Regions from separate parts of the Homo sapiens genome. Here all the other regions are linked to region 1. The links are chromatin contacts, found by Hi-C or POLR2A ChIA-PET in ENCODE. All regions are on one chromosome and are shown on one strand. The core of a region is the stretch at or near the end of the contact, and the rest is flanking DNA. Distances in the headings are between cores, read along the strand shown. Region 1 holds the start of AGA (aspartylglucosaminidase). Region 2 holds the start of FLJ38576 (a long non-coding RNA gene). Region 3 holds the start of MFAP3L (microfibril associated protein 3 like). Region 4 holds the start of CENPU (centromere protein U). Region 5 holds the start of TRAPPC11 (trafficking protein particle complex subunit 11). Region 6 holds the start of ING2-DT (ING2 divergent transcript).

Region 1 (3,782 bases), core at 1-2,500:
TTTACGCAAGTTCCCTCTTTCAATACAGGCAACTTAAACACAGAACTGTCCCCCGCCCAGGCTGATGCAATTTCTTTTCGTCTCATTATGGCTGGGAATATCTTTCTCACAGCCTGCTTCTTCATTTTCTCTGAATCGTATGCACTGCCACCAAATTCTGGAGCCAATTCTGCCCTAGAAAGTTAATACGTTAGCAACCTCAGATGGAGGAGGAGGGGTCTGAAAATGACTCTTCTGGTCATTAAGCAAATGAAAGAAACAAGCATAGTACAATGCGAAAATGCCAAGATAATGGTACGTAAAGGCTATTAACAAGGTGTAGAAGGCAGGAACCTAACTCATTCTGGACACGAGGGCAGTTAAGTCAGGGAACGCTTCCTGGAAGAGGTGATACCTTAGCTTAGTGGTTCTCAACCCTGTCTGCAAATCGAAATCACCTAGGGAGCTTTTTAAAGAAAAACAGTGGCCCTGATTCCAGCAGTTAGATCACAGTCACAGGAGGTGGGCCCCGGCAGGATGATTTTTGAGAAGCTCCCCAGATAGTGTGAATGTACAGCAAAGGTTGGAACCTTGAATTCTAAGTGGCAGGTAAAGTATGACAACACGTGGCAAAAAAAGTAAATGGGAAAAGAGTAGGCTATGGCTGGGACACTATTAGTCGTCTACAAAATTGCAAAGAAGTGAAGGATTAGAAACGAGAGGTGGAGACGTACACAGCCCGTGAAAAGACTGTCAGGCAGAAAAGCGTAGCTGCTACTTGATTAAAGCACAAAGGCCATAACTATGGTCAGCAGCAGGGTGGAAAATACATTGCGCTGGGGGCTGCATGAAGGGAGGACCTAAAATGCAACAGCGGTAGGTGGGGAGGATGCAGTAAAGGCCACTTGCAAGAGACTGAGCGGCGCTGGAGACTCGGGAAGACCTAGAGGGCGGGACCGCGAGGCCCGGCCCAGCCCGGCGCTCTTCCGTCCGCCCTGCCGGGTGACTGCAGCGGGGCGGGCTAGTCATCCCCACCCGCAAGCTCTCGCGGCGCAGCCGCCCGCCCAGGCCGCCAACCCGCACCTGCTTCGGTTGCATTCTTAAAGGGCCAAGTGTTGACGACCAGGGGCAGAGGGCTGGAGCAGCGCACTAGGGCCTGGCAGAGCAGAAACGGCACGAGAAGCACAGGCAAGTTCGACTTCCGCGCCATCCCTGACCACCGAAGAGACCAGCGCGAGAAAAGTCCCGGCAGCCAGCGATCGCCGAACAATTAATCCCCAGTGCCCCGCCCGCCTGGCGCCCACGCCCGCTCTCTCGGGGGTTCGCTCAGGCGTCCCTCAACTCTCGCGAGACGAGGCGTCCCTGGGCCCGCGGGAGAGTTGTGTCACGGGGCACTGAGCTGTTCCCTGCGCTAAGGTGCTTCTTCCTAAGTGCTGTTCAGATTTTTAAAATAGCCAGACAAGTTGCTGCTTTTCCTGTGGTTAAAATAGATTTAGCTTGATATTGGGAATTTAATACAAAATTATTCAACTCTGGGTTGCAGGGCCCCAGGAACTTTAGCCGATTGCTGTGTACTATGGATTTGGTTCTTTTACTGTCTTTTTAATTTAAAGTTGAAGTTGAAAAGTTTGTCAAACTCAGTATATTCTTGGGGATCCCAGGCCTCGGAGGTCTGCAATAGTTATGAGTGTAGGTGAAGCGTGTTTGCTTAGGACCGGATTGATTTTAGATTTTTTTTCCATTCATAGCGTCCGTCATTTTCGCACCACAGCTTTTTGTAGCACTTCCTCTCATTATAAATCCCTGAGCTGGAAGAAAAACAGAAACGGCCTATGTACCCTCTACCTAGCACACTGAAGTGCAGCTTCCTGCACCTCCAGGGCAAGACGGCTACCTCCATTCCTTTTTAAATGTATTTTTACCTTCCTGCCTGGCACTATTAAGTGCTAAATAAATGAATAAGAGGAGGAATGGGGATTTTACGTGCTTGGTGGAGGCTGCTCAGTTTTGTTGCTGGGCAGACGTGCGAACATGAACTAATAATCCCTTTGGGTGTCTGGAATGCCTGCCCAGGTTGCCAAGGCAAGACACATAATCACATAATTTTTAAAAGCATCTATAAATCTATACAAACTTTAAAAATATGAACTAGGCTGGGCACGATGGCTCACGCCTGTAATCCCAACACTTTGGGATGCTGAGGTGGGTGGATCACGAGGTCAGGAGTTCGAGACCAGCCTGGCCAACATAGTGAAACCCGTCTCTACTAAAAATACAAAAATTAGCCGGGCGTGGTGGTGCATGCCTGTAGTCCCAACTACTTGGGAGGCTGAGGCAGAATTGCTTGAAGCCGGGAGGTGGAGATTGTGGTGAGCCGAGATCGCACCACTTCACTCCAGCCTGGACAACAGAGTGAGATTCTGTCTCAAAAATAAATAAATAAATAAATGTAAAAATATAAACTAGGTAGGAGTTGTGAGACTTACAAAACCTTCAAGGCTCTTATTGATTGCTAGGAAATTAAATACATAATTTAAAGAACATAAGATAGCCCAGAAGTATCATTATCCCGTTGGGGAAGTGTTAATTAAAAGATATAATAAAGACAAATTTTCTAAGTTCCTTTCATGGGGTTTGGAAGAGGAACAAGTCATCTGTGCTGGAGTAATCATAACCCAATGGCAGGTGAAACTGGAAACTTGGGTGAAACAGGGTAAGAAAGCCAGAAAAACATACATTGTCCTCTGAGTAAATTTTCCTTAGCTCCTGGGCTGAGTATTTTTATGCAGCCTTAAGGAATTAGGACATGCCTTTAGCAAAAATTGTAAAATACAATACATGGAAAATTGGTCTTAGTACCCCACTGATCTCTCTAGCCTCTTCCTGTTTTTTAAGGTATTTGTGTTTCTTCTGGTGGAAAGAGCCTGATCTGTTACCTCCTACTATGTCTATTTCTCCAAATTCTTTCTTCTTAAATAAAAATTCCTGTCAGAGAAACAGCTAAATTACACTATAGTGGGAATGGCTGATAGAAGGTCTCAATATATCAACTTTTCCATGGATATTTGTATGTATGTATGTATGTATGTATTTATTTTTTGAGATGGAGTCTTGCTCTATCGCCCAGGCTGGAGTTCACTGGTGTAATCTCAGCTCACTGCAACCTCCACCTCCTGCATTCAAGCGATTCTCTTGCCCCAGCCTCCTGAGTAGCTGGGATTGCTACTGCCTACTACCATGCCCGGCTAATTTTTGTATTTTAAGTAGAGACAGGTTTTGCCATTTTGGCCAGGTTGGTCTTGAACTCCTGACACAGGTGATCCACCCACCGCCCCCACCCCCCCGACCTCCCAAAATGCTGGGATTACAGGTGTGAGCCACCGTGCCCAGCCGGATATTTGTATTTAAATAACTAATATGCAATCCCTATAGAATCTACCCGATTCAGTGTCTTCTTAGTGGCTACTAAAATACCTACTGGATCCACTGTCCAGTTTGCCTAAATTGTAGCTGTTTCTTAAGTTAAATTCGTCTGGATATTTGGTTCCTTCTGGAGTAGTTTTCCTTTGACTAACACTTGAAGAATAATTTTCATTTTAGTTCTAGAAGTAACCTTCTGTTACTCTCACTTAGGTGCTCTTTTGGGCCTAAATATAATTAGATCCTTCGCCGTTGTTTTGAGGTAAATCTAAACGAAAAGGAACACCTGTTAACAGGTAGTGATGCCGCAGGAAAGTGCTGGGAAGGGAATGCTGGGAAGGGAAGGGCGTGGTCCCTTTAAATGATAAGGAAGGGGGGCGGGA
Region 2 (4,522 bases), core at 545-3,044, 8.7 Mb after region 1:
AAGAAAGATGGCTAAGGGAACAAAGGGACAAGGCTTTTATTTTGTTCTTTACCCACAGATTGCCTTCAAAATAAAGATAAAGCGTCTAAGCCTGGCAGTGCAGGTCTCTTTAAGCTGGCTCCATACCCACCCACCTCATCCTGCACCTGTCACTGCGTGGGACCCTGTGCTCCAGGCAGGGGCACCTCACTGCCCCCTGAGCTCATTTTACCCCTCCTGGCTCTGCAGCATTTCTGACCATTTCTGCCCAGGCCGAGACTCACTGCTGCCCAGAGCAATCTCCCTTCTCTCCTTCTGGAGGGGAGGGGTTGTATGTTACCCGCCTGGTTTTATCCACAGAGGTTAGCAGAGACTGATACAGACAAACCCTTTTTCTTTCTAATTTTAGATTCAAGAGCACATGTGCAGGTTTGTTAAATTTGCCTGACGCTGAGGTTTGAGTTTCTATTGATCCCCTCACCTGAATAGGGAACACAGTACCCAATACACAGTTTTTCAACCATTACTCCCCTTCCTTCCTCCCCCTATTTTAGAATCCCCAGTATGTAGACAAATTGTTTACTTTTATAGCTGTAATTAACCTTATTATAGCTCAGCCTCAACCCTTTAGAGAGGAGGAAACTAAAGCCCATGAGACTTGCTTAAAGATACTAAGTGAACATATTTATTTTTTAAAGTGTTAAAGTGATTAAACAATGTAGACGTGAATGAAATAAAAAGCGTAAGTTCCCCATCTTCATTCCCACTCCATAGAGCTGATCAGTATTTTTACTTGCAGACATTAGTGGAGCCGTAGAGAAAGAAACCTTTTCTCCAAAAGAAGGCATTACTTTACACACTCCGTTCTGCAACTTGTTTTGTTCACTTGCTATTTCACGTCAGCCCATGCAGATGACTTAAAACAAATTCAAATGGAGAAAAGCCTTAGGCATGTTTTTCTCTGCACTAAAGAGGCCCTGCAGGTGGCTGTGGCCAACTTATGCAGTGGCTTCGAGTGAACGAACGTAATTAGTAATTAAGCAAAGCGGGCATCCAGGACATTCAGTTTCATCTTCCTGGCACTTTAGTGTTTAGGAAGGGCCTGGCCTCTCGGGGAGCGACACTCCTCGCCCGGCCACTTTGTAAGAAGCATCGAGCGTGGAAAAGGGGCTGGGGTCAGCACTGGGGCCCTCTGCCGGGAAGAGAGACTGGCGGCCAGCACACGCGTCTCCCCAGGCTGAAATGGGGCACCCTCTCGCGGCCCTTCCCTCCCTTCCCGGGCTGGGTGGCAGGTCTTGGCTCTTCTGCGAGTACCCCGCGGCTGCGGTCTCCCGGCACCCGCTGAGCAGCCTCGCCCGCCTTCCTCTCCCACCCGCCCCTGCGTGCTCTCCGGGGCTCCGGCTTCCTCGGTCTGGTGCCTGGTGCGTATTTTGGAAAATACCTGGCTCATAACCACCTCATTGAGCTCCCAGTGTCCCAGTGGGCCAGCGGACACACACGGGTAGCTGACTTCCCTAACGTGTCCCCAAAGCCTCCCTGGATTACAGCGCCCGCTGCTCCATGTGACCCCGCGGGAGCCAGGACGCGCCCCGCCTCCCGGGGCTGCAAGTTGCGCAGGGAGCGAGCGATGCGCAGCAGAGCTGGGCTCCGAGCCGGATGCGCCTTCCTTTCCTCTCCAGAGCAGGCTGCCCGCCCGCGGAATCCCGCACGTAGAGCAACCTCGCAGCACCCTCAGAACAGCCCCGCTGGGGCGCGCCGGGCTGCCGCGGTGACCTTTCCGACGCCCCTGACCCCGCATCCGGAGGCGGCCGGAAGTGTCGCCGGCCTCCTCCCGGCGCAGCCTCCGGGCCTCCAGTGCAATCACTACGCCCTGGGGCCCGGAAACCGTTTTCCGGTCTTTCGCTTTCGGCTGGGGCGTGGAGGCCGCGGTGCTGCGTAGGCCGGGCCGGGCGCAGGAACAGCCCCGTGGCGCCCTCTCTGGCCGCCGCCCGGGCGGGAAACGTCGTTCCGGGGACCGGGCGACCCCGCAGCGGGGAGCGCGCCAGGTCCGCGCGGGGAAGTGGGCGGTGTGCGGCCGGCACCGCCTCGCACCACGCCCCCGCGGGCCCGCACTTTCCCGGAGTGCACCCCGCGGCCGCCAGCCGGGGCGATGGCGGGGCTCTGGCTGGGGCTCGTGTGGCAGAAGCTGCTGCTGTGGGGCGCGGCGAGTGCCCTTTCCCTGGCCGGCGCCAGTCTGGTCCTGAGCCTGCTGCAGAGGGTGGCGAGCTACGCGCGGAAATGGCAGCAGATGCGGCCCATCCCCACGGTGGCCCGCGCCTACCCACTGGTGGGCCACGCGCTGCTGATGAAGCCGGACGGGCGAGGTAAGGGCCGGCGCTCCTCCTGGAGCGCAACGGGGTCCGCAGCCCCGTTCCCACCCTCCGATCAGCCAGGAACCCGCTGCTTGTGGCGCTGGCCGCAGGAGAGAGGAGCCTGTCACCCTGTGGAGAATGCACTCCCAGTTCTAGTCGTTGCCCCTTGGCACCCGCCGACACTGCTAGTGCCCCATCCCAAAGTGAGCATTTTCTTTGTGTGTAGCACAGGATGCGGTATTTCCAAACCCCTGCCCTCGGTCTTTTCCCACCTCACCGCTGCTCAGCTCTCAAAGCCCTGCCGTTTCCTCCTGCCTTGGCTTGGGAAGCCTTAGGAACAGAAGCTCCCTGGGAGCACAGAGCGGTTTTAAACTGGCCAACACCTTAACGCCCAGAGCCGCCCTCCTCTCGCTGCCACTTTGGAAAATAAGAGACTAGAGATTCACTGGACGCTTCCTCCCGGCATCACAAGACTTGACTGCTGCTTCAGTTCCCGCTTGACCTTCATACTTTAGCCCTTTAAAGGATGTTACATAATAACAATTAAGAGACGGCAGGGCCTTCAGGCAGACTTCTTTGGAGGGTGTCAAACGCCTTGTTTATTAAAGAGTGAATTTTTTAATTAAAATCATGTTTTAAAACAGAGATGGACATTTTATTGATGGAAAAAAATCACGTTAAGTTAGAAAGCTCTCAAAAGTACCTGGTATTTACAACTCCCTGTCAGGGAGGGCGAACTCGATCTCAGAGTTTTATTTTCATCAGGGATTACGTTGAGGTACCCAGAAATGAGAAGATTTGCCCAAAATGGCATATTTTAAAATTGGCCCAGACCAGAACCCAGTTTCCTCTGGGATTATTTGTTAGTAATCGTTTTACAGGCTGAGCATTAACTAACTCCAAAGCTTGAAGGACTTTTTCTCATTTTCACTTGTTTTCTCTAATAAAAATAATGCTGTAATTTCAACTTCACAAGATGAGGCCTCATGGAAGAGTGTTTACCAAAATATTAAAAATACTTTGACAGAAAAAAATCAAGCGAACTCTTTGCCAACCAAATATCATCATGACTGATGTAACAAGTAATCCAACACAGATATGAAAATCACACTGGTAAAAATCATCTCAGTTAATTCTAAAAGCAGAGCTAACCACCCCTTTTGTCCTAAGGCTTTATGGTATTAAAAAATAAACTGTACAAAAATATAGATTTTCCCCTATCCCCTACCCCTGGAAAGTAATATACTGAAGTCTCATCATACTGTTTTGGGGATTCCAGTAATTAAAATCTCTAGTGAATAAAGACCTGTTTCAAAACAACCTGTGAGCTGACTGGACTATTTAAAGTAATTCTCCTTGTAGTCACTTTCAGAGTGAAGACAATGACGAATACTGTCTTTTACAAAGGGACTTTTTATTCCACCAACAAATTCTGGATTTTGGCATCAGGAAAACCACTGTTCAATTTCCAACACTATATCCAAGTTGTTTGAGAAATTATTTAAAACTCTTTAACTTAGAGGGTTTTCTTTCTCCTTTACTTGTTAAAGTGACTATATTACAGAGTCACTTTAAGGATTAAATTTATTGCATGCAAAGTTTCTAGATCACTGTCTAGAAGTCAGTTAGAGTAAGTTCTTTAGTTGTCAATCAAGCATTTAGTAAGGCCCTGCTTTGTGCCCAGTGTTGACCTCAACAAAGTTGGGGATATCAGAATATTCTAAGATACAGTCGTTGTTCCCAAGAATCTTGTCTTTCACATACAAGAGGTGTTGCGTTTCATTTTGCGGCTAATGTCCAAACGCTGGCCTCAGCCATTTCACCTTGAAGATTGCAGTTGGCTTCCAACTGGCCTCTAAACTCTAATCTAGCATTTTCCAGTCCATTGTGACAAAGTCTGCCTTCCCCAGCTACTCCCAGCTGTTGGACCTGCTGCCTTAGAACCACAGATTGAGACCTCCCTGTCCCCTCTGTCAGACCAGACCAGGGCAGGCAGTATATTTGCATGACGCAGGATGATTGACACTGGTGATTTCACCCAGCTCCCTTCATAGCAATTTTGACAACTGCTTCATCTGAGAGACATTTGGAAGCAGCATAGTTTATGGTGAAGTTCTGGAGTCTCGCTCGGTACAAGCCAGTTTCCACCATTTACTAGCTCTGTGATACTGGGCAGTCGTTAGAAAGAATGC
Region 3 (4,522 bases), core at 644-3,143, 7.4 Mb before region 1:
GATTTTAAACTTGATGCATTTTTATAGAAAAGAGAAGCACAATTATTCAATATTTGTGTTGGAGTTTTCAAACTTATTTTTCTATAAATGTATTTAGAAATAAATTTAGGATGAGTGAACATCACCAACCAGACTATTTGGCTAAAATGGGGGACTGCAGGTTCTAATTCATAAAAATGGTAATCATGTTGTTGCTACTGCTGTTGTCTGGATGTTTCAAGCCTTTCCTATTATTAAACCTCGGTTATGCAGCATCACAGGACAGAGCCAACTCTATACTGGGGGAAATCACCCCAGAGAGTATCCAGAATTAGAGCTGGAGCCATCTCAGGCTTGCAAGCAAGCACCAACCTTAAAGCCTACCCACAACTCAATGAAAAGTCAATGCATTTCTAAAGTCTATTAAGGTCTATAAAGAATGTAAACAATTGTTTTGTAATAAGCTTAATGAATAAAACAACTGAACCCACTAAGTGGTACTTATAGAAAAGAGGCTTGAGAATTTAGCTTTAGTTAGCAGAACTAGTTCCCACTAGAACAGGATTGTTTATCTTGCCCCTATTAGATACAATAATCCTAATAGTGTTAATGGTACTAAATGTTTTAGGAATAAACAACTGTAGAAACCACACTGGGACCTACAAATTGCACTTTCTGTGTAAGTAAAATGTCAGAAGAACTACACTGTTATAACTTACGGTCTCATGAAACGACATTTTTTTCCATCTTGTATTTCATCTTGAAGGATTTTACTATGTTCAGCATAGTAGCAACTGAAAAAAATGTGTTTCATCTAGAAACAAAAGTGAGAAAACTACAAAAAACACTGAGCTTCTGCAATGCTCGGTTTCCAAGTTTTTAACATTAAATCGAAGATAACGCAAAATAAAGATTGCCACAGTAACCAAACTTTTCTGCTAAGTATCCTTAAAAATAATGACAGTTCGATCGTATCTTAACTGTTTTCTACAATGTGAGCAGATAATACACCTACAAACCTTTTTTTGCTACCTTGCTTTATAAAGCTTGCAAGTTTTTTTTTCAGGGCTGGAGAAGACAGCTTAATGATCAAGCTTAAAATAAATCGGTTCTGCAATCACTCTGTATTTTAATCCGATGAAGCACGTTTCCCCATTCCACGCCATGAAGCAATTCGATGTCAACTTGTTATGGAGTCAAATGCGACAAACTCCGAGAGCTTCAGTAGCGAGGCGGCGGCTCGCAGCACCCACAGCCGCCCGCACTCCTGCGGCATCAGGACACGGCGCCCTCCCGACGCGGAACCCGCATTCACGTTCTCCGGAGCCCTGGCCAGCGCACGCTCCTCCCTGTCCGGGTAAACTGAGGCACAGCGATGAGAGAGATCCAGAGCCCAGCGAAAGCCCCCACGGCTGTTCGGCGTCCCCTTCCCCCACGACACCTAGGAGGCTCGCCGGCAGCTGGCAGTGGATTCCGCGCTCCTCGCCCTCGGAAGGTTACGGTTCGAGCCCAGGATGCGGCAGTCCCCAAACGGCCAGCCCCCGCCCCGCACGGATCTCGAAGCATCCTGCGACCCCCTGGAGCCCGCTGCCCGGACCCTGCGGCGTCTCGCAGCGCAGCCTCCGCCGCAGTCTCAGCCAGCCCAAACACCCGAAAGTTCGGCGGCCCCGGCGCCGACTCGGCCGCCGACCCGGTGCGGGGCTGGCTCCCACCCGTGCCCCTCCGCCCCGGCCCGCCGGGGGCCCCCGCTAACCTGACACCGCCGCGCCACTCAGGTGGCCGCCGTGCACCCCTCGCCATGGCCAGCCCGACAGCGGCCGCTGCGCCGCACTCTGCGCCGGACGCCCGGTAGCGCCTACTGCGGGCGAGCCGCCTCCGCCGGCGCCTCACAGCGTTGCGAGCTGCGCCGCCGGCTGCCGGGAGCGCGGAGCTTCCCACCTACAGGAGCCTGGGCCGGCCGGGGCCGAGCATGCCCAGTGCGGCTCGCCGGGCGGCGCGGAGGCGCGGGTGTAGCCGCCGGGTTTTCGCGGCAGCCGCGGGCGGGGGCAGCGGGGCGGGCGGTGCGGCGCGAGCCAGTCGGTGCTGCGGAGCGGCCCCGCGGAGGAGCCACCGGAGGCTGTAGTTGCCGGGGAGTCCCGCATTCAGTCCGCTCAGCCTCTGGGCCGGGCCTCGGCGGCCCCCAGAGCCCCACACCCGCAGGCCCAGGGCCTCCGCGGCAGCGCGGGACTCTCACTCCGCTCTCTCTCCCGCCCGGGGCTTCCACCGCAACTTCTGTGGGCGTCGCATCGCACGCGTGTTCAAGGACACCCAGGAAAAGGCTTCTTAGGGTCCCATCCTGGGGCGCTAAATGGGAACCAGTCAACCCACCCCCAAGCCTACCCTGTCTCCTTGCAATCAAATGCAATCACGAGCAAACCACCTTGCTTCCGAAAGCTTCTCAGGCCTTCCCGGGCGACTGCGCTGTAAGTCTTAAACGTCTCTTAAAGCAAAGTCCACAGATGGAAGAGTCTGGAAAAAAACCCAGCGGGCCGTTCCCTGGTGACTTTCTGAGTGGTGGGGTTCCAGGAATTTTTTTTTCATTTTCTTTAAAAATATTATTTGTAATTTCCACGTTTTTTCTAATGAACCATAAGTTGATTTTTTAATTAAAAAGTAGAGTACTCTAAAATTATTAAGTACCTACAGAAGTTTCGCTACACGATCCTGCAATGTTAGTGGCTTCTTCTCCTCCTTATCTCCCTTTTTTTTTTTTTTTTTTTAATTTTAAAAGAGAACAGAGACTCTCAATTTCTGGGGCGGGACCAGGCTCCTTCCCCCGGCTTTTTAGTGCCCGCCCTCTTGGCCACACCCCACTCCGGCCTTTTTACTCCCGTACCGCCCTCTTCCCGGTGGGTTGCTGCGAAAACCCGGAAAGGTGGACTTTCCACATTGACGCTCCCGGCGGCTCCGGCAGCCAGACTGGGCATGTTCCGCCGCCGGGTCAGGCATTGCTGTGCCAAGAGAGGAGCTTTAGCAACTCTCAGTCTCTCTGCTCCTCTCTGTTCCTGGCAAACTGGCAAAGTAGTGCCTCTGACCCCACGCCCCGAGGTCGGACCTGCAGAAGTGGGTCAGGACCCGACTGAGCATGCTCCGGGCAGTGCCAGGCTGCCGCACGCGGCTGCATCTGGTTGCCCAAGGTTGATGTAGCCGCGGTCTCTCGTCACGACATCGAAGCTCGGGAAACGGATGGAAGCAGGGCTCTAGAGAGGCACGATTGCATCGACACGTGGGCAGGTCGCCCATGCCAAGGGCCATGTTGGTGGGTGGGTGCGTGGGATCTGTCGTATGAGTGAGTCAAAGCCTGATTTTTTCCCCCAAAAAGATTGAAATGAGATATCATATTTTAACATTAGTTTTATGGCATCTTGAATAGCAACACATTTTAGCTCAAGGAATTTTTCAGCTGTCCTTTTGAGAAACGTAAATTTTCTTTGTTTTTAAGTATTTAATAAGCATTCTTTACAATTGCACCACAGCGCGAACTTTCCACCTGCTTTATTAATTATGACATTTGTGTCCCCACTATTAAAATATTCCGCAGTATTATATCCCGTTTTCTTCTCCAGCATTTCTGCATTCACTCTGACTCTATTTCCTCCCCTCCCCCATCTCTTTTAAATTCTCAGACAACCTGCAAAATGCACTCTTGCTATCTTAGAAACCACTTGAGGTCGGTGTGGGGAACTTGCTTTTAATTCTCATTTAGAGAAGACAGTACTGAAATGGAGAAAAGTCACAGGGAAAGTACTTTTACAGATTGTAGATTAGTAAAGAACCCAAAGAGAGCCTTTCATTGAGAGCAGAAAGGCGAATGGAATTCGCTGTTTTCTGTCTAAGGAGGAGGAGGATGGGCAGGCAGGTCAGCTGCCCAGTGGGGCTTGGTGTGATAGTGGGAGTCACCCTTCATTTGAACCTCTCTGCCTTGCCCAGCTCCAGTTCAGCTTCAGCGTGGTCAGAGACACTATCTCTATGGAAGGTCACTCCTGGAAGAATACATTTACTTAGCTGCTTCCACCATGGAATCCTAGCTTGTGCTGGAGTGTCCCCTTCATCCTCCTCCTGTGCTTTGAGAATCCATTGTTGCTGGTATGCCCTGAGCAGTGCCCTTGAACTTGCCCAGGTACCCCTTGACATCCACACCACAAATAGTCTAGCCTTACAAAGGTGGACAAGATGTCTTTTCAACAGTCTGTACTGCCACTTCCATCCATCTGAAGCTTTCTGTTCCTGAGTCTGTCATGACATTAATCTTTCAAAAATCTTTCACAGAGATTTTTAGTCTCTACTAAAAATACAAAACAATTAGCCAGGCATAGTGGTGTGTGCCTGTAGTCCCAGCTACTTGGGAGGCTGAGGCAAGAGAAGCGCTTGAATCTGGGAGGCAGACGTTGTAGTGAGCAGAGATTGCGCCACTGCACTTCAGCCTGAGCAACAGAGTCAGACTCCATCTCAAAAATAATAAATATATATATATACACACACACACACACAAATAGTATGGATA
Region 4 (4,522 bases), core at 2,023-4,522, 7.3 Mb after region 1:
AACTTGCCAAGTGAAGTCTACAAAACTGAGGTACCCAAAAAATGTTATTTTGTACTGTCAATTTTGAGAAAACCACAACACAAAAAGGTAACTTACATCTTTCATGGAATGTGTTCTTTCTAAAGTGTTCTTTGAACGTCTTGCGCTATTAAACAGCAAAAAAACACAAGAGTTAGGAAATAGTTAAAATAACTGAGGAAACACCATAGTTATGACCCTTTCCGCGCATTTTTACCAAAAAAAAAAACAAGAACCCATATTCCACAAATTTATTTTTTATAGGTCAAATCCTATCACCAATGTATAAAATAACATACCTCTCCCCCTCAGGGACATGGAAAAGTTGGAATCCTGCTGTTAACTTTTTCCCTGAGGCCTTAATCAATCAGCAGTGATTGACTTTCTCTGCACAGCTGAACAAAGGGGAGGTAGGCTAACGCTAAGCCCCGACACCTGCTCCATCCGGTGCCTGGCTCTCCTACGTCCTTTTCTCATTTAATTCTAACAGTCCTATAAGGTAGAAGTGAATCCCATGTTACAGATGTGTGCTTGCCCACAGCAACACGGAGCCAGGAGGGAGACAAGCCTGCATTAAAATTTACATCAGTTCAAATCCAGGGCCTGCCCTCGACCTCCCTTGACACTCTCTCAGTTGGACCACAGCTTCAAATGATAAAGTTGTATATATATCTTCAACAAGCTTCAAGAAAACAAATGTAACAATGGTGACAAGAATAAAAACGGGAAATAACAGTGGCAGGATTATATATCATTATTACTAATAATAGTGCCAGCAGTCAGTGAATATGTACAGACTATCCTCCACCAACCAGGCATCGTACAAGGGTACGGGGGGGATACTCCAGGAGAATACAGTACATAATTAGACTTTAAAATATGCCATGCAGATTGCAGCCATATTTTTCTCATTTGTAGACAGCAAAATCAGCTTAGTCTAAACCAATGTTTTAGTATCCTTTTATCTGATATAATTTCAAGCTCACAGAAAAGTTGCAAACATAGCACAAGGACCTTCTGTATGCCCTTTACTCATGTGCTCTGTGTGTGTGTGTGTGTGTGTGTGTGTCTGGAGATACTGTGCACTTCCACCCCTAAATACTACAATATGTCTTTCCTAAGAGGGCATTATACTGCATATTCATGGTACAATTTCTAAAATCAAGAAATTTAACACTGATACCATAATCTAATCTACAGTCCATACCCAAATCACATCAATTGTCCTATAATGTCTTTTAAGATTGCCAGGCCAGCATTTTTAAAAAAACAAACAATAAAAAAGGAAAATATAAAATGAAGCATTGCACTGGATATACTATGTTCACAAGCCTTTTGTTTTATGTGTGGATGTGTGCACACGTGTACTAAGTGTGATGTAAAACATCATTACTGTGAATCACAGTTAAAAAAAAAAAGTTAGAAAACTGTTCAGAGCGGTGGTTCCCAGACTTGAGTGTCATCAAAATTCTCAAGAGGGCTTGTTGAACAGGTTGCTTGGCACCACCCCAGGAGTGTCTGATTCAGTCCCTCTGGGGTGAGGTCTGGGATTCTGCATTTCTAACAAGTTCACGATTTATTTATTTAATTCATGAAACCTAAGGAAGCAGGTAAGACAAGTATTGGTTTTATGGCAATTTTATAGATGATGATTCCGGGATTCAGAAAATTTAAGTGACTTATCAAGGGTCACATAGCCAGGTAACAGAAACCCAGCTACACACTAGACCACATAAACTTCTTAACCTAAACTCTTTGAGCTGTCTTGTCCTTTCTTGGGGGGGAAAAAAAGTCAAGGTTCCTCCTTGCCTTACGCTGGAGTCAAGGTGGGGCTTCTGAGAGACAGAAACCTCTGTGACAACCCACAGGTAAAATTTCTGGGCCAGGCGCGGTGGCTCATGCCTGTAATCTCAGCGCTTTGGGAACCCCAGGAGGGCGGATCACGAGGTGAGGAAATCAAGACCATCCTGGCCAACATGGTGAAACCCCGTCTTTACTAAAAATACAAAAATTAGCTGGACGTGGGGGCGAGCGCCTGTAATCCCAGCTCCTCTGGAGTCTGAGGCAGGAAAATCGCTTGAACCTGGGAGGCGGAGATTGCGCCACTGCACTCCAGCCTGGGCCACAGAGTGAGACTCCGTCTCAAAAAAAAAAAAAAAAAAAAATTCTGTTGTATGTGCGTAAGTGTGTTTTGGGAGGAGGCATGAACAGATTTCATGAGTCTCAAACCCAAAAATGTTAAAAGATAAAAATAAAAAAAGACAACAAAAACCACTAGCCTTTCAGATAAACTCTTTTCAGCTGACATTGAAGGCTGACATTCTCTTCTAATCCTTTTTTGCACTGGGGGAGTCTTCATTCTCCTCCACTGGCCACAGAAGTCTGGTCTCGGTTTCCCCACCCACCTGCGGTGTCCTGCTCCAGCTTTTCCACCCTAACCCCGCATCTACCAGCACCTCCTCCTCCAGGCAGCCTTCCCAGGCCCGGGGGAACTCCTGTTCTCTTCAGATCGTCTTGGCGTATGGCTTTGTGCACCGTCTGCAGCAAGCCGAGACCCTTCCCGCCAGATCCAGGCCGGGCCTTGGATGGCCATTCGCCAACGAATCAGCGACCAGCATTCTAGAGCGCGTTTTGCAACCGACCAAACGCTCGCTTTCTTTGGTAAACAAAAACCGCTCGAGCCATCCTGGAGAACCGCAAGCGGCAGCTCGGTCCCCCAGCCGGATTTATGCTCCAGTTTACGGTCTGTGGTTTGCAGTAAGAAAACACCAGGGTCTTCAAAATAAGAAAACTGATTCCCAGTCAGAGAATAAAACTCCACTAACAAAGTCTGGCAAACCGCAGGCAATACGTATTTGCTGAATATTTTGCTTTCAAGCTAGCACTTTGAGACTCACTACTTTGGACGGCACTCCCCCTCCCCACAAAACGACACGACACTGGCTGACGTCTCTCCCACCCGCCAGGCAGTGTTAGGCCCCGACAGGCCCGTGCAGGTGGGATCACTGTTATCCCCACTAGACTGAGGAGGAAGCCGGGGACCCGGGCGATTGGCCACTCGGGCGACCTCCACAGTGGAGCACCAACAGCGCCGGGAGGCGCAAACCACGGCAGGCGAGGAAGCAGTTCAAGCTGGTCTCCGGCCCCGCGCTCCCGAGGGTCGGCAGTACTTACCCCTCAGACCTGTGAGGCCGCGGCCGCCGCCGCCCCCGCGGGGCCATGGTGCCGCTCTCCGCTCTCGAGCGACTGGAAGCTCCCGCCAAGCCCCTCGCCGCTCCGAACAGCCAATCCGGGCCGAGCACGCGCGCGTGCGCAGGACTTCCTGAGCGGCCCCCGGGCTCCTCCCTGGCCTGGAGCGTGAGGGAAAACTGGGTCTGGTTATTACAGCGCAACGGAGCTGGAGTCCATGCCGCACAACCAGTTACCTACGGTCCAAAACATGCCAAAGTTTTCCGGGCTTTCGCGCCCACCCGCATCGCCAGTTTTCCGGCGCCAGAAAGCCCGGGAGCCACGTGGGACGGCCCCTTGTGGGGTGGGGAAAGGGGAGGAGCTAGTGTCCCTGAGTCGTGGGCAGGTAAGAGGGTGGGTGGAGACCCGTGTTCGCAGCTGTTGTCGCTGAGGCCGCAGTCGTCTTTCCAGGCCTACAGGATTTGGCTTCCAGCCCCTGCTGCCTTTATCAGCTGTCTGAGCTTAGCATGTTACTTTACCGCTATCCCAATACCTTCATTTGTAAATGGACAGGGTTCCTTTTGTTCTTTTATTTTGTTTGTGTTTAAAAATGTGTAATGCAGAAGAATGTAATTGAACCCTTACCTTACACCGCGTATAAAAATTAACGCAAAATGAATCAAAGACCTAACTATAAAGGCTAAAATTAAAACTCTTAGAAGAAAACAGAGCAAAAACTTCATAACATTGGACTTGGTATGATTTCTTGGATATGATACCAAAAGCAGTTTGGGATGATGAAAACGTTCTGGAAATAGTGGTGGATGGATGCACAAGGTGAAGGTACTTAATGCCACAATACTGTAAAGTTAAAAACGGTTAAAATGCTAAATTTTGTTATGTATATTTTACTACGACAAAAATATTACGTTTCATGCATATGAAAGAATATAACGTGTAATGTAAAGATAAAAACAAACATCCGTGTAACCAGCACTACATGGGGATATGGATCATTTTTATATATAACTCTTGGGTACCCCTCTGAATGGTATCCTCCTCCTCCAAAGAATAACCACTCTTCTGATTTTATGTGTATCATTCCTGTGGTTTTCTACCTTGATATAGCCCCAAATAATGTATTGATTATTGTATGTTTCTAAACTTTATATGATATTTGGTAGGTATGCTGCAAGTGCCCTTTCTTACTAAAGCTATTGCTTTTATTTTTTATTTATTTTATTTTTCCATAAATTATTGGGGTGCAGGTGCTATTTGGTTACATGAGTAAGTTCTTTTTTTTTTTTTTTTTTTTTTTTTGAGTTGGAGTTTTGCT
Region 5 (4,522 bases), core at 687-3,186, 6.2 Mb after region 1:
TCCTTTCCCATATTTTAATTTATGACTTGGACAGGTACAAAAATAGGAGGCAAGTTTATTAAATTTGTGGATGACAATTTGTTGGGACAGTGAATAATGCTGATGGCTGAATAAGAATCCAAAAAGTCTTTGAAAAGCAAGCTAATGATGAAATTTAGCAGGGTAAGTAGAACTTGTATCAATACTCAGATACCTAAATGTAGAAGTTGAAGATGAAAGACAAATTGCTTTGTATAAAGCACTTAAAAGATTTCAGTTGACAGTAAATTTAACTAGACAAAACAGCAAGATGCCACAATTTTGAAACAGGACATTTAAAAAATTAAAATCTGTCCACAAACACGTGATTCCAGGATAGTGAAGAGATTAACAAAGAATGGATATATGAAGACAAGCTAAAAGGAACCACTTCCTCAGAGAAGGTCTGAGAAACTGGGCAGGAAACTATCTTCAAAGATCAGAACATCGGTCATCTGAAAGAAGAATGAAATTTTCTTGTTAAACTGGAGATTCCTGGGCCCACCACAGAAATTCTGATTCAGTAGGTCTGGGGTGGAGTGCACGCATCTGTTTTCTAGCAACCATCTAAATGGTTCTAAGGTAGGGGACTATGGTCCAACTCTGAGAAACATTACACTGTATGTTCTTTGCTTTGCAGGGAGAAGAAGCTATTAACGCATTCACTTAGAAATTCACCCGGCAAGAATATTTTAGAAGAGATTCAGATATCAACTAGCTAGCTTGTTGGACTTTGGGTCCTTTAAAGGTTAACTTCCAATCCAGAGATTCTATTACATTTATCATGTAAAAGTAGTAAGTTTCAAGCATTATACTTTAAATTAACAGTGAACTTATCTACCACCCAATAAGACCTGGTTTCTAGTCCCGATTCTACCACGTACTTACTGTGCAGCCCTGCGGCTATCATCGACCCACCTATCAAAGTTAGAAGGTTCCCCTACAGATGGCCCGTAGCACCCACCCCCCAACTCTAATATTATATGATTCAATGTCAAAATGGCATCTCACAAGGAAATATTTGAGCATAAACCATAAATTCAGGTGGTACATGAATGCTCAAAACAGACAGATGGGTAAAAGATTTCCCCAAACAATATGGACAGAAACTCAGATGCACCACCAGTGTCATTTTCTTCCATGAGAAATGTAACTAACTCAATTAGCCCTCTACTAGCCAAGAGATTTAAAGATGACCAGACTAAAATTTAAAGGTGATCAGCCTAACTCAGTAAACAGGCACTGAACACATGGGATTCAAGGAGAGCCAAGAGCACTGGATCGTGCACCAAGGACGCTCATCCCTGTTATTAAGTAACCAGGGGAGACTCCCGGATTTGCAAAAATGAAAAATGAGGGGGGAAGAGTGGCAGAGGCGGACTCCTGGCCATTCACGCGCGCTTGGGTGGGACGCCGGTGAACTCGGGGCACCCCGGCCGGCTCCGAGGGCACAGGGCACGTGCCGGGCAGGCTGTCCGGGCACCAGGTCTCACGGGGGCCCGGGGCTGCGCGCCGCGCCCGCGCTGGGAGAGGGCCCTGAGCCGGGGGGCTCACCTCCTGGTCCTCGTTGGCACTCATCGCGCCGGTCGCGGGGCGCCTCCTGAGCGGACGGCGTTCGCAACAACGAAGAGAAAGCGAAGGCAGCGGCCCAGAGGCCGGGCGTCCCCCTTTCGCGCCTCGGCTGTGGGGGCGGCACAGTCTTGGCACTGGCAGACGCCAACTGCGCGCGCCCCGAGCCTCGGCAGCGCCCAGCCGCCGGCAGTGGGCTGTGGGCTACGAGCCGGAGCCGCGGCTGGTGGGGCCTGGGAAGTGCAGCGTCTCCCTGACGCTTGGAGGAGCGGCGTAAAGTTCCGGGACAGCGATTGGTGTAGAGCGCGGTCACTCAGGCCCAGAAAGTGCTTCCTGTGCCGGGGGAGGTGGGTACAGGGAAGTCTCGCCTGTTGGAACTGGCTGTGGGGCTGCGGCGGTGGGGACGGGCCACGGCGTTCTGTGACATCCCCCCGCCTCCCCTCGTCTTCTCCCGGCTGGCGGCGACCGGCCTCAGCTGCAGCGGGCCCGGGGCGTGGGGCCTGGGTGAGTCCGGGCCCGGAGACCCGCGGGGCCAGGCGGGACCGCCGAGGAAGAGAGCTAGCTCTTAACAATGCTGGTTTGGGGGCCTGCGTTTTGCAATCCCATCGACGGGTGCAATCCTGGCACTTCTCTTTTAGACCCGAGGAAAGACGCACCCGTTTCTAGGGCCTCCCAGGTTTAAGACGGGGGAATAAGAGGAGGAAGATATCTGCCTTTAGGGACTGCAAGGTTATTTCTCTACCTTTCCTCACTGGAGCTACCAGAACAGATACTGGGACCATGGGGACGGTGTTTCTCCTACGTTGGATTGTTGCTTCTCATCTTTAACATCGAAACATCATTTCGTCCCCACACTGTCGTTCCTCTTTTGTTCGTTTTGTAGTTGAACATCTCTGAATCCCATTCTTAGCAGCCTTGTGTCCTAACACCCTGAACTTCCAGTTAGTTAAAAGAAAAAAAAAGTAACCACATTAGGTTTTGGGGTTTTTTTAGTTGCCAATTTGATTGGGTCACCTTTCTTATCTTTCACGCTAGTTTCCAGTTTACTTCCCTTGCATTACTTGATCTCCCATCCATTATTCACCTTCTATAGCTGCGCCTCCTTTCGTGTATAGTTTCGTTGGTTGCTCCATTGGATATCTGAAAATTTCTCCTTCCAGCCTGTCATTGAAATCCATTCGATCTGCGCCTGTGCGTTATCGGGGTTCTCATTCAAATTCCTTTGCTGCAGAATAAGCACGACCATTTCAGGTGACATAGGAGAATGTGGCAAGACTTTCTGATACAATTTTCGTGCAGCAATTTTGGGACACATTTCCCATAATTTAGATCTCTGCTGTCCAGTTCTGTAGCCAGTAGCTACATCAGGCATTTGAAATAGGCTAGTCTGAATTGAGATGTGCTGTGAGTGTGAAATACACACCAGATTTTGAAGACTCAGTACAAAAAAAGGTAAAATATGTCATTAATAACTTTTATATTATTGTCAGTATGATAATATTTTGGACATACTGTACTGCGTTAAATTGAATATTAAAATGAATTCCATCCACGTTTTACTTTTTAATATGACTGCTAGAAATTTTTAATTTATTTATGTGACTTGTATTTCTATTGGATGACAGTCATTTTTAGTTCCTCTTATTTCAACTCCATATTTAAAGACCACAGCTATGTCTTTTGGGCCTCTGGAGTTATTACAGGAAATGGCCTCTAGTCTAGACTCGTTCATATTAAGCAAAGGGGCCCGTATTGTATTTTGGTCACTTGTTTTTTGTTGTTGTTGTTGAGACGGAGTCTTGCTCTGTTGCCCAGGCTGGAGTGCAGTGGTGCGATCTCGGCTCACTGAAATCTCCGCCTCCCGGGTTCAAGCCATTCTCCTGCCTCAGCCTCCCGAGTAGCTGGGACTATAGGCACGCATCACCATGCCCGGCTAATTTTTGTATTTTTAGTAGAGACGGGGTTTCACCCTATTGGCCAGGCTGGTTTTGAACCGTTGACCTCGTGAATCGCCCGCCTTGGCCTCCCAAAGTGCTGGGATTACAGGCGTGAGCCGCTGTACCCAGCCTGGTCACCCCTTTTTAATTTTCATTCCTACATTACCCAGAACTAGACTGTTTCTTTCTCTGAACATGCAATCCTTTGCCCTCATAACTTAATCCTGTCCTAAAAATATTTAAACAATTCTAAAACAATCTGTTGTAGACATTTCTGGCAAGCTTTGCAAATCATTTATTGAATACCTGTTGTTCTTTCAGTATGTAAACATGAGAAGACTAATAGTCTTTCCTAAATTAACCTTTCAGTTGAAAATATTCCATGTTTTGGGGATTAGGTATTAGCCTAAGTGTGCCTCACTTTTCACAAAGATTGTGTTAGACTTCTCCATAATATACTGGTATACTGGTGTAGATTACCTTTTTTTTTTTTTTTTTTTTTTTTTGAGACGGAGTCTCCTCGCTCTGTCGCCCAGGCTGGAGTGCAGTGGCGCGATCTCCGCTCACTGCAAGCTCCGCCTCCCGGGTTCACGCCATTCTCCTGCCTCAGCCTCCCGAGTAGCTGGGACTACAGGCGCCCACCACCATACTCGGCTAATTTTTTGTGTTTTTAGTAGAGACGGGGTTTCACCATGTTAGCCAGGATGGTCTCGATCTCCTGACCTTGTGATCCGCCCGCCTCGGCCTCCCAAAGTGCTGGGATTACAGGCGTGAGCCACCGCGCCCGGCCAGATTACCTTTTAAAAGAGCCTCATGACACATTCTTTTTCAAATAAGATTATATTTAAAATGTAGTGATAATTTTGTTTGGAATAACTTTTTTTTTTTTTTTTTTTTTTGTGGCACAATCTTGCTCTGTCACCCAGGCTGGAGTGCAGTGGCACAATCATAGTTCACTGTAACTTTAAACACCTAGACTCAAGTGATCCTCCCATCTC
Region 6 (4,522 bases), core at 1,888-4,387, 6.1 Mb after region 1:
ATCAGGTACAATTACATTTCTTACAACACGCTATCAATTGGTGACTTTTCATATGAGGATTTCTTCTTGAATTTCTCCATATTTAAAGCAGTGATTTTAAACTACTTAAATATCTTCCTCAGAAAAACATTGCTCTCTGCTTCACTGAATTAAACAGGGAATTAACTGCCTCTTACTGGTTTGGAAAAGACCTCAGTAACCAAATAAAATGCATGGGATTTGCTGGATCCTGTTAAACCAAATGTGAAAGATTTACTGAGACAATAGGAAAATTTGAATTGTGTAGTTATTAAATGATAGTAAGAAAATTTGGGGAGGCAGAATACATGGTATTACGGATATGCTTAAAAAACTGTTATCTTGGCCAGGCATGGTGGCTCACGTCTGTAATCCCAGCACTTTGGCAGGCCAAGGCGGGCGGATCTCTGGAGGTCAGGAGTTCCACACCAGCTTTAACCAACATGGTGAAACCCCCTCTCTACTAAAAATACAAAAATTAGCTGGGCATGGTGACACATACCTGTAATCTCAGCTACTTGGGAGGCTGAAGCAGGAGAATCGCTTGAACCTGGGAGGCGGAGGTTGCAAAGAGCCAAGATCGCCCCATTGCACTCCAGCCTGGGCGACAAAAGCAAGTCTCAGTCTCAAAAACAAACAAACAAAAAACAACTATTATATTTTACCTATTCATATTATTCATATTTAAAGTATTTACAGATAAAATGATAAAAATCCAGCAAGAGTGAGGGAATGTGAAGGGCTATAGATTAAATAATCTTAGCCATATGTTGCTAAATGTTGAAGCTGGGTAGACGGTATATAAGGATTTATTGTAGTATTACTTTTGCCTTTGAAAATTTCCATAAAAGTTTAAAAATATTAAAAAGTAGAAAAAAGAAAAGGATTTCATTTATTTGATCTGACTCAAACAGAAGCTGAATTTTCTCAGCAGGCATCTTTAGGAATCTTTCACCATTACTTGCCAGTTTGTTTTCAACCAGTTTGAAGTTGTTGCTCTCCCCAAGAGACAGGTACGGAGGCGTACACATTTCCTGCCAGGGACCTCTTAAAGTCAGACTTAGAAATTCAAGGTAATCCCAGACTAATTTGGGGAGATCAGTTACTTATCTTTTTTTTAGGGTTGCTTTATGGTAGATAATACACTGTAGAGCAAATAAAATGCCTTTTTGCTTTATTCACAGGATTAAATACCATAAATTAATTTCTAGTTGCTGAGAACGGGAGATTTTAAATTTTGCATTTAGAAGACAAGAAATTCAATCTGAAGAGGCCCCATATTTCCAGTTAAGTGACCACTCAGAAGGGAAGGACAGCGCTCAATAACCAAGGTCAAGAGTTGGGTTTAGGGTTTGTGGCGATTTTTTTTGGGGGTGGCAAGAATAAGCCGTAGATTAATCTCTTAAAATAAATATAGCAAGAAAAGCATGCCTAAAATAATTCATACATATACATATATTATCATATTACAGTGTTTTACAGTTTTAGATCAGTACCAGCTAAAATATTCTTTGGATTGTTTTTGCTTTTTTACCAGCCTGTTCAACAGAATTATAAAAGGTGACAATAATGCTATAAATGTCTCCTATCCCATGCTCATCCCTCCTCTCATCTTGCTCTGTTTCTGGAGTACTCTAGGTATTCTGCATCTTTGCCTTTTTCCCCTTCTAGTTTCTAAACACATTTCTTATCTACTTGCAGATCACTTATCAGACTGAATAAAATCCATAGGTACATTCGGTGTCTGACCTGTAACAAGGCACCCCACATTATTTTGCGCCTTTGATAAAGACCAGCTTATTCAAACTTGTGAGAAAACAAAAATAGCAGGGTTCAAGTAAAAACCAGTAAAATTCAGTTCTTCACAGTGGCGGTTTTTTGACAAGACCCGGCCGAAAGATTTCACGAACAGTAAAATCCCAGAATGTTCTCAGAAATACTATCCACTGTACTGTCTGGGTTGCTTAATACTGGCCCAAACCTCAGTGTCCTAGGATAATAACCCAAGACAATTTCCCAGTCCTTTGAAATAGTTGACGTCCCAAGATGTCAAATTGCCTGGAGTGCTTTATTTTGGTTTGAAATTTAAAATTTCCTCTAGATAAAGATCTAGATTTCTCTTTGCAAGTCAAAGGCTAGTTACTATTAACAGCTGTTTCAAAAGTGCTCTAAATAGGTCACCATTCAGGTGTACCAACGCTGCAAACTGGATCTAAGAAGATCCAAATTTGTCACCACTCACTCACATTTTAACTCAAAGGTAGTACTCACAATTGGCCTTGTTTACATAGGCATTCCATTAAAATTATCCATGCATTCATTCTATTTGCACCCATTTCTTTCAAAAATGTCCATCTGTAATTAAAATCAGCTCCTCTGCCTGACATCTCATTTACACTACACCGAAATTAAACCCCACTAGGAGATCACGTAGATTATGGGGCCGAGGGCCCGCCCGCTGACTAGGTTTTCACTCGCGTCTCCTCCATGCCCCAGGTCCCCTCCGATTGCAGTCCTGGGGCAGGACTGAGCAAAAAGTCCCGTAAAGCTGGCGTGTGCCCCACTCCGCCAGGAAGCCTCACCGACGTCCTGTGCTTAAATGTTCTGACACCCCCCAAAAGCAGTTGTTTTTAAAGGCTGTCTGTGGGACCAATGCGTTGTCAAACAGATGCCGTCCCGCATCCCCTCCCCCTAAATGACACAGAAGATTCCAGCGTAGGGGAAGGGCCACGAAACCCGCAGGGCACACGACGCCGGGGGCCGGAGGGAGCACCGCCTACCTCCCTGATCAAGCCCCGCGGTGCCGGGCGAGCCCGAGGGCCCGGCAGGAGGCGGGCGGCAGCCCCAGGCGAGCTCGGAGGCGGCGGGAACGCAGCCGCCGCGCATGCCGGGAGCCGCACGCCGCCCGCCGGGGCGCGCAGTCCCGCAGGCCTCGCTCCAGGTCGTCCGAAAAGGAACCGCCTGCTGCTCCTTTGCAGGCTCGCGAGGAGCCGCACTCGGACCGCCTGATGGGGAAAAAGCCGGTGTGGCCGGGCGGAGCGAGCCGAGCGGAGCTGGAGCTGCCCCTCCCAGCGGGGAGGACGGCACGAAGGACCGAGCCGCCTCCCCTCCCGGGTCCCATTCAGACGCGAGGCGCAGAGACTGGCTCCCCGGGCTTCCCCTTTAAGGGGGGCGGGGCGCGGCCTGCCGTTTGGCCGCCCCCCACACCCTCCCCCGCTAGCCCAGAGCCGGCAGACCAATCGCCCGGGCGGCGGAGCGAAGGCGGGAGAATGCGAACCCTCCGGTAGGCGGTAGGGGCGGGCCCCGGCCTTATTCGCAGGGAGCGCTGCGCAGGCGCAGAGGCGGCCGCGGGCGGAGGGGCGGGGGCAGGCTAGCGGGAGGCTCTCCGTGAGGCACGGAGGGTGACTGGGGACAGGCGGGCGGCGACGGGCTTGTCATGGGGATCCGGGCTGCGAGACGGCACTCGTAGCATCTGGGGACTCCGAGGGGGACAGGAAGTGTCAGCGCCCGGGACCCCGGCGCCGGCCCCGCCGAGGGGATCCCCACTGCTCCGGTCCTGGAGCGGGAGGGGAGAAAGGAGGGAGCCCCGGTTTCGCCCCGCCCCTGGGCTGGTGCTGCGGGGGCGGGGAGTGAGGGCTGCTCTGGGGGGAGTGGAGATCGGGGAGCGCGGCCGTGCCCTCTCGAGCGGCTGCGGGGTCCCCGCGGCGCCGGGCTGCTGAGCTGAGGGCCCGCGGCGGCCGCGGCCGGTGCATGTGCGGCTGCTGGATGCGGAGGCGGCGGCGACGGCGCGGATCGGCAGGATGTTAGGGCAGCAGCAGCAGCAACTGTACTCGTCGGCCGCGCTCCTGACCGGGGAGCGGAGCCGGCTGCTCACCTGCTACGTGCAGGACTACCTTGAGTGCGTGGAGTCGCTGCCCCACGACATGCAGAGGAACGTGTCTGTGCTGCGAGAGCTGGACAACAAATATCAAGGTAGGAGCCGCGGGGCTGCCGGCCTCGGGAGCCGGTGGCGGGGAGCCTGTCCGGGGGAGTGCCACCTTCCCTTTCTCCCGTGACAGTCTCCCCGAGCGCACCGAGGGTCTGCCGAGCGGGACTGGGAGGACTGGAGACCGGGTTGGCGGCCCTCCGTGGCCCCGCGGTGGGCGAGTACTTCTCTGGGGTCCCCAGAGTGGGGGTGGGGGCCGCTTGTCAGCCCCCGCTGCAGACCCAGCGGCTGCAGCTGCCGCTGAGGGGAATCAGCCATTTTAAGCAGCAAGCATTTGTTCAGGCGCTGGCCCGCCCCGTGCCGCAGACCCTGCGGCCCCGGCCCGGGACTGCAGCCGGGCAAGGGTCGGAGGGAGTGAGCGGCCGGGCTCCCGCTGGTCTGCGGGGCGCGCTTCCCCACCTCACTCGCCCCCACCCCGGAGTGCGGGTGCTTTGGAACGTGCGGGGGGAGGGGGCGAGAGGCCGCGGAGGCGGACTGAGGGGGCCTTCCTCCGCGCTCCTGCCCCGGCCCGGAGGAGAG

What was found. A loop is a pair of places that touch in the nucleus more often than their neighbours do. ChIA-PET counts read pairs that join two places held with the same protein, here RNA polymerase II (POLR2A). Pooled maps may share reads with other maps.
Region 2: a map of naive thymus-derived CD4-positive, alpha-beta T cell shows a loop between it and region 1 (21-fold over the local background). The contact joins the promoter of FLJ38576 here to the promoter of AGA in region 1. A Hi-C loop is called at or near these places in 2 of 168 maps with a recorded cell type or tissue (both naive thymus-derived CD4-positive, alpha-beta T cell), 4 of 37 single-sample maps with no recorded cell type and 13 of 50 pooled maps.
Region 3: a map of naive thymus-derived CD4-positive, alpha-beta T cell shows a loop between it and region 1 (29-fold over the local background). The contact joins the promoter of MFAP3L here to the promoter of AGA in region 1. A Hi-C loop is called at or near these places in 2 of 168 maps with a recorded cell type or tissue (CD4-positive, alpha-beta memory T cell and naive thymus-derived CD4-positive, alpha-beta T cell) and 8 of 50 pooled maps.
Region 4: a map of CD4-positive, alpha-beta memory T cell shows a loop between it and region 1 (27-fold over the local background). The contact joins the promoter of CENPU here to the promoter of AGA in region 1. A Hi-C loop is called at or near these places in 1 of 168 maps with a recorded cell type or tissue (CD4-positive, alpha-beta memory T cell), 1 of 37 single-sample maps with no recorded cell type and 6 of 50 pooled maps.
Region 5: a map of CD8-positive, alpha-beta T cell shows a loop between it and region 1 (7-fold over the local background). The contact joins the promoter of TRAPPC11 here to the promoter of AGA in region 1. A Hi-C loop is called at or near these places in 2 of 168 maps with a recorded cell type or tissue (CD8-positive, alpha-beta T cell and naive thymus-derived CD4-positive, alpha-beta T cell), 2 of 37 single-sample maps with no recorded cell type and 7 of 50 pooled maps.
Region 6: a map of CD8-positive, alpha-beta T cell shows a loop between it and region 1 (30-fold over the local background). The contact joins the promoter of ING2-DT here to the promoter of AGA in region 1. A Hi-C loop is called at or near these places in 4 of 168 maps with a recorded cell type or tissue (CD8-positive, alpha-beta T cell, OCI-LY7 and naive thymus-derived CD4-positive, alpha-beta T cell), 7 of 37 single-sample maps with no recorded cell type and 14 of 50 pooled maps. POLR2A ChIA-PET finds 5 or more read pairs at or near these places in 3 of 52 experiments (T-cell, activated B cell and activated CD4-positive, alpha-beta memory T cell).

The regions. Positions count from the first base shown.
Region 1 is chr4:177,441,187-177,444,968 of GRCh38, forward strand. It overlaps AGA (aspartylglucosaminidase), which reads right to left and starts at 1,251. Exons shown (of 9, transcript NM_000027.4): 1 at 1,063-1,251. The coding sequence starts at 1,189. It also overlaps a transcript of AGA-DT not described here. RefSeq lists enhancers at 297-376, 1,203-1,746, 1,837-1,916.
Region 2 is chr4:186,189,696-186,194,217 of GRCh38, forward strand. FLJ38576 (a long non-coding RNA gene) reads right to left here and starts at 1,795. Exons shown (of 1, transcript NR_046264.1): 1 at 1-1,795. CYP4V2 (cytochrome P450 family 4 subfamily V member 2) reads left to right here and starts at 1,872. Exons shown (of 11, transcript NM_207352.4): 1 at 1,872-2,342. The coding sequence starts at 2,129. RefSeq lists a silencer at 1,669-2,198.
Region 3 is chr4:170,024,502-170,029,023 of GRCh38, forward strand. MFAP3L (microfibril associated protein 3 like) reads right to left here and starts at 1,894. Exons shown (of 3, transcript NM_021647.8): 1 at 1,733-1,894. RefSeq lists silencers at 1,702-1,791, 1,872-2,271, 2,730-2,799 and enhancers at 2,271-2,990, 2,980-3,119.
Region 4 is chr4:184,730,824-184,735,345 of GRCh38, forward strand. CENPU (centromere protein U) reads right to left here and starts at 3,273. Exons shown (of 13, transcript NM_024629.4): 1 at 3,193-3,273; 2 at 97-145. The coding sequence starts at 3,239. RefSeq lists enhancers at 2,713-3,579, 2,730-2,849 and a silencer at 3,220-3,279.
Region 5 is chr4:183,657,357-183,661,878 of GRCh38, forward strand. It overlaps TRAPPC11 (trafficking protein particle complex subunit 11), which reads left to right and starts at 1,937. Exons shown (of 30, transcript NM_021942.6): 1 at 1,937-2,091. It overlaps RWDD4 (RWD domain containing 4), which reads right to left and starts at 1,829. Exons shown (of 8, transcript NM_152682.4): 1 at 1,573-1,829. The coding sequence starts at 1,596. RefSeq lists enhancers at 1,036-1,824, 1,739-1,868, 1,825-2,612 and silencers at 1,344-1,564, 1,379-1,588, 1,959-2,248.
Region 6 is chr4:183,501,378-183,505,899 of GRCh38, forward strand. It overlaps ING2-DT (ING2 divergent transcript), which reads right to left and starts at 3,138. Exons shown (of 3, transcript NR_033995.2): 1 at 2,799-3,138. It overlaps ING2 (inhibitor of growth family member 2), which reads left to right and starts at 3,681. Exons shown (of 2, transcript NM_001564.4): 1 at 3,681-3,990. The coding sequence starts at 3,819. RefSeq lists silencers at 2,763-3,802, 4,023-4,522.